2 separate regions of the Mus musculus genome follow, and region 2 is linked to region 1. A link is a contact called in ENCODE Hi-C or POLR2A ChIA-PET data. All regions are on one chromosome and are shown on one strand. Each heading gives the region's core, a stretch centred on a gene start or an enhancer-like site at or near the end of the contact. The rest is flanking DNA. Distances are from core to core; before and after follow the strand shown.

What was found. A loop is a pair of places that touch in the nucleus more often than their neighbours do. ChIA-PET counts read pairs that join two places held with the same protein, here RNA polymerase II (POLR2A).
Region 2: a loop to region 1 is called in a map of heart, with 2.0 times the contacts of the local background. The contact joins two enhancer-like sites. A Hi-C loop is called at or near these places in 1 of 37 maps with a recorded cell type or tissue (heart). POLR2A ChIA-PET finds 5 or more read pairs at or near these places in 1 of 5 experiments (Patski).

What each region holds. Positions count from the first base shown.
Region 1 is chr16:15,083,282-15,085,981 of GRCm38, reverse strand. It overlaps the pseudogene Gm46561. Among named protein-coding and RNA genes, the nearest start is that of Gm41423, 30 kb to the left of the region's middle. RefSeq lists an enhancer at 274-1,390. Within about 2 kb of position 1,420, at least 2 of the 3 ENCODE cell types and tissues checked have a DNase peak (open chromatin) inside an H3K27ac peak, as active enhancers do.
Region 2 is chr16:15,194,241-15,196,940 of GRCm38, reverse strand. No RefSeq gene overlaps it. Among named protein-coding and RNA genes, the nearest start is that of Gm41423, 81 kb to the right of the region's middle. RefSeq lists an enhancer at 825-2,528. Within about 2 kb of position 1,261, at least 1 of the 3 ENCODE cell types and tissues checked has a DNase peak (open chromatin) inside an H3K27ac peak, as active enhancers do.

The sequences.
Region 1 (2,700 bases), core at 171-2,670:
CCCAAAACAAAAATAAAGTAGTAACAAAAATCAATCATGAAACATCAAAATTACTGTAAAACTAAAAACACTTCGAGCAAGCATGGCACAGACAGACTGCTTGAGCTAGGGGGTGGTTGGTAGAAGTCTAGGGTTGTAAAAAAAATGGTTCCTGTCTTCTTTTTATTACGACTCAGCTAGTAACAACTGTGTAGGCGGCAGGAGATCAGAAATAAATGTCTGACTTGGATTTTGCACAACTGGGTTCTGCTCCAAAGCGCACTGCCTGCCCACTGACCCAGCTCAAGTTTTATAGGGACAGCAAATAGGTATAGTTTGGGAAATCTCAGCCCCTCCTCCTGAAGGTCCGCACCCTGGAACTGGCTGGTTTGCAGGTTGCTCCTGATTAGAAAGCCGCCAGCTGTTCTGCTTCCCAATTCAATTCCGAGAACACCACAAAAACTTCATCTAGTTTCTTCTCTTTCCCCCCCCCCCGGGGCGATTTCTTCTTTGATTTCTTCTCCTCCCTCCTCTTTCTCTTTCTCTTGTTTTTACAGTCTCCTGGTAATGACTAATTGGCGGTGTTTCCCAACTTTTTTATGTTTCTCTTGCTCTTGTTACAAGCGGTACTAACCCCGTGATATCCACAGGGACCTATAGACAGCCAACATTTCCAAATGATATACAGCGTTCTCCTTTCTTTCAAAGTGTAAAACATTTACAAGGAAATGTACAAATGTATTAGGCACATTTCCCGGGTCGGTCATTAGCGCGCCTCTCTGAGCCGGGGTGCGCTGCCCTTCCCCCTCGCCCCTGTTTCCCCCCTTTCCCCGCCACGGTCCCCTCTGGATCGCGCGTTTCCGCGTGCCAGCGGGGCGGCCCGCGAGACCGCAATTGCTCTGGCCGGGATTGACGAGCCTCGGATGCCCATTTACTGCGCGAGGCAGCCACTCTGGAGCCGCGGCACATCTGGATGGAGTCAGCCGCCGAGCGCCAGGGGCCAGCGCAGCGCGGCGGCGAGCGCGAGGGAGGCCGGCTCCCGGGCCGCCTCCGCGCTGCCCCGGTGCGCCCAGGCTGGATTTCCTGATGTAAACAGATTGGCCCTGCTGGAAAATAACCGCTCTGCTCCCCATGTCACTGAGCGTGCTTTATCTGCTCAGGGTCAGCACTGTGACTTAGAAAAACAGAAGCTTTGCTTTAGATTTAAACAGCTCCAAAGCCACAGCTCATCTCTGCTGGGCCGGGAAGGGGAGGCTTGGCAACCCAGCTCCTGCCTTTGTGTTTACTTGTTCCAGTTTCTGGTAATTTGGGAGCTAATTTTATTATCTACAGTAGAATTGGAAACAAGATGCTTTTGCAGTTCACGACGCTAAGGGCATGTGTGAATCTCTGTGTAGAAGGTTGGACGTGTCTATTCAGCTGTGGTCCCCAAGCTCTGTGCCCTGGCCCTCCGCTGGTTGTCTCCTGGGGCACAGGGCTTCCTAGGGCGTGGCTGGCCATGGTTTAGGGTTCACCCTGGTTTACCAGAGCTGGGGATCCAATCCTGAGAATGTGAGCCCTTAAAGCCTTTCCCTACAGAACCTCATGAAAGTAGAAATCAGCCAATTGTAAAACCGTGACAAAGACGTTTTGACATGGCCAGTGGAGAGGGAAAATTCAAAATGATGGCAGAGCCTGGACTGTCATCGCCGATAATTAAAATGAAATGTAGATAGATATGTTTCCAGTTCAACAGCAAGCAATTCTAACAGCCATGTCTAGAAACTTCTACTGACAGAATCATCCTGGGATACTGACAGAGCTTCCCTAACAAGCAAGGACTGGTTTTGCAGACTTTAAAAAGAAACTCCGGGGGGAGGGGGGGCAATGTGTGCACCTCTGAGGGCCTAGTTGCTCAGATAGAGGTGGGGTGTAAGCTGTTTTGGAAGGCCCTGGGGGCTGGAAGAGGAAGAGTTACAGCTTCCTGTGACGTCCTGTGACGTGCTAGGGTGTTCTGAGTCCTGTTCTGGGTTTCAGGGACACTGCATCAGAGTATTAACTTTGTATTAACTAAAGGCCCAGTCACAGTGGGCTGCTACTCAACTTTGAATGGGTTCATAGAATTTGTGTCTTTTTCCCCCTCACAGGCTGTATTTTGATGAAATTACTCCAAATTGGGTGAACAATGATGGAAAGAATGTGGATCTGAATGGGCAAATTTGCTGTTAGCTGATTTTGATATGGAGACGAGGTTCAGATTGGTGGCAATGAGGTTGGTTAGAGCAATATCTCTTTCCTTAGAGCAAATAGAGGCCTGGCCTTATACATTTTGACGTGAAGAAGAGTAGGAATATCCAATGACTCGGCTGGCCTAGTTTCCTGAGAAGGAACTCACTGGAGAATTGTTTCAAAATAGTTGTTCCAGCATGATTTTAAGTTTAAGGATTTGTGAGTGTAAGCATTTTCGGTTTCCTTTTACTGCCTTATAGTGGTAACAAGCTCAGCAAGCCTTCACTATCATTAGCAATATGTCACCATTACCATTCTTTGTAATTTTGCCAGCTTTCAGTTTTTACGTTTTTTGTAGAATTTTGTTTCATTTGTTTTTCTTTCCTGAAAACAGTTAAAATATTTTCAACTTCGCTGACTTCTGCACTTACATTATTTCTTTCGTGTTTCTTTAAATTTATTTTGCTCTTATCCTTAGTTTCTTGAGGGAGGAATTTGAAACTTTTGTTATTT
Region 2 (2,700 bases), core at 12-2,511, 110 kb before region 1:
GTAGTAGCTCTGTCTCAATACTAACAATCATCAAATATTACTTGGGCATTTGCTCATGGGTCTGGCTGGCTGGGTGAACCTGCAGGGAGAGGGGACCATGTAGGGAGCTTCATGTCACCATGTTGATTGACACTCAGCTTCTGTTGATGTTCTATCCCTATTACCAATAACTCCTCTGATTCATGAGAACAGATGTCCCTTCCTGTTCTACCTGGTGCCCTCTCAGATCACCAGCAGCATCCCTGGTGGCCTTGAAAATCTAGACCACAGCTTCTGCATTTGCCTAGTGAAGGTGGGTTTGTGGGCAGGGCCTGATGTTAGACTTCCCCAGTAAAGGATATGGTGGGCTCACCCACATTTTCATAACAAACCAAACTTATAAAGGCCAGGTTCAGCCAGTACAGTTGTTATTAGACGCGTTCTCACGACCGGCCAGGAAGAACACCACAGACCAGAATCTTCTGCGGCAAAACTTTATTGCTTACATCTTCAGGAGCAAGAGTGCAAGAAGCAAGAGAGCAAGAAGCAAGAGAGCAAGAAGCAAGAGCGAGAGAAGCAAGAGAGAGAGAAAACGAAACCCCGTCCCTCTTAAGGAGCATTCTCCTTCGCCTCGGACGTGTCACTCCCTGATTGGCTGCAGCCCATCGGCCGAGTTGACGTCACGGGGAAGGCAGAGCACAAGTAGTCATAAGATACCCTTGGCACATGCGCAGATTATTTGTTTACCACTTAGAACACAGCTGTCAGCGCCATCTTGTAACGGCGAATGTGGGCGCGGCTCCCAACATACAGTGGCCAGCCAAAGGCTGCTGGGGAATGCCTTCCACCCTAAACCAGCTAATTTGTGTCTGTCCTGAACACACAGCTCACCAAACAGTGCCAGGTCTGGCTGTCTTTGAAAGAAGACTTTCTTTCCATTTTGGCAAACTGTCTCTTGAAAGACACTTCATTCTTTTTATTGGATGGCTAATATTTTCACAAGTAACACATTCACTTTCTAAAGAAATCCTCTACCCTGTTCTTCCGGCATCCATCTCCCACCAGAATTTCTCTTATCTGCCCTTCTGTCCAGGGGGCTCTGGTGTTAACTCTTAAAATGTCAGACTGAATTCTCTAGAGAAGCCTGGTGGTTTGGGACTTGACTGAAGACCAGAAACAAAGAGCAACTGAACTGAAGCAAAACCATCAGGGCCACAGCATGGAAAGCTAGAAGCAAGCTTCCCAAGCTGCAGCATGTGTGCTGCCAGCCAGCCGGCGCCTCAGCGGCCTGGCTTGGCAGCCTCTTACTCAAACTCTGTTTTCCTTGGGGGTAGGTGGAGGAGGTGGAGGGAACCAGGAAGGAGGAGGGCAGCACTGAGGGATGTAGTTGCCCTTTGCCTCATGATTTATACTTGGTCAGAGTAGCCCTGTTCCGCTTGCTTTAGGCTGGAATGTGTCTTGGACATGTTGTTTCAATATGAGACAATCAGCTGGGCCCTCTGTGGAATGTCCCTGGAGACTGGAAACGACCTCCCAACAGGGTCATTTGTTCAGCAGAATTTAAAGCCACATTCTCCAACATCTGCATTCTATTAATACCTTCAGAATAATTCCTTCCTTCAGCCTTGGGAAATCAGAGGATGTTCTGAGGGACACTTAGCATTGAGTCCTTTTGATTTTGCTGCCTCCTAGAAAGATCCTAACCCCTTCCTCTGCTGTAGTGCAAGTGGATCTTCACTTTCCCAGAGTGAAATCCTGGATGGGCAAAATGTATGGCTGGACTTGTGTTAATGTACAAAATAGAGATGAAACAGAAGAGCTTGGCAGACATTCCTGGGTATGTGCTGAAAGCCAGGGAGGGGACAAGTACCTTCTGTGAAGGCCCCTTTCCAAGTCTTTGTGGGAGCCTGGCCAGAGCTGGATCCTCGTCATATCCTCCCAGGAGAGAAGGTTCTTAAAGGGAGGGAAGACAGAGAGTGAAGGAAGAGAAAATGGTTTCAAGGCAGCAGTACAATAAAGCCAGAGATAATTTCTTTAAGGTTCAAGTACACTTACTAGCTAGATGGAGTAGAAATGCAGCTCAGAGCTTCAGTAATATCCACTTAGTGGGAAAAGGTATGACTTGGACATGCAGCTGTGACCTTGGATGAGGCTGGTCCTGAGTCCTAGGCCTTGTAAGAAGACACTGGGGACATATTGAGTGTGGAGGATCTTTTAGTATGGAAGGGAATGTGATCAAAACTCTGATGCTAAGAAGGTATGGTTAATCTAAGAACATTTAATGAGTGCCTCCCCATTGTACACATGCAGCCAGACACTTCGTCAACTACTCTGAAGGAAGGAGAATCAGGGCCAATGTTGAGGACATCATTTCTGAGCACTACTCTTTTTTCTGAGAACCTGGAAGGTGCAGCTGCTGAGGCTCACCAGGCAGGGGCTATCCCATTATTACCTGTCATTATCCAAATCTTTGTCACCGTATTATCATTTAATAACCCTGAGCCTAAAAAACTAAATGCACTCAAACTGATCAGAAACACAACTCTGCCCCATCATTTTAAGTTCCAGTATGCCTCTAAAGATGAGGAATGGCTTCCTGGGTGTGTGGCTCAGGAAGAACGCTCTTTCTCTCTGATGGCTGAAGGTAGGTTAGGGTATCTGAAAGCACTGCCTGGGTAGAATGGATGTACTGCCTAACACATCTGATGGTGTTTCCTTTGT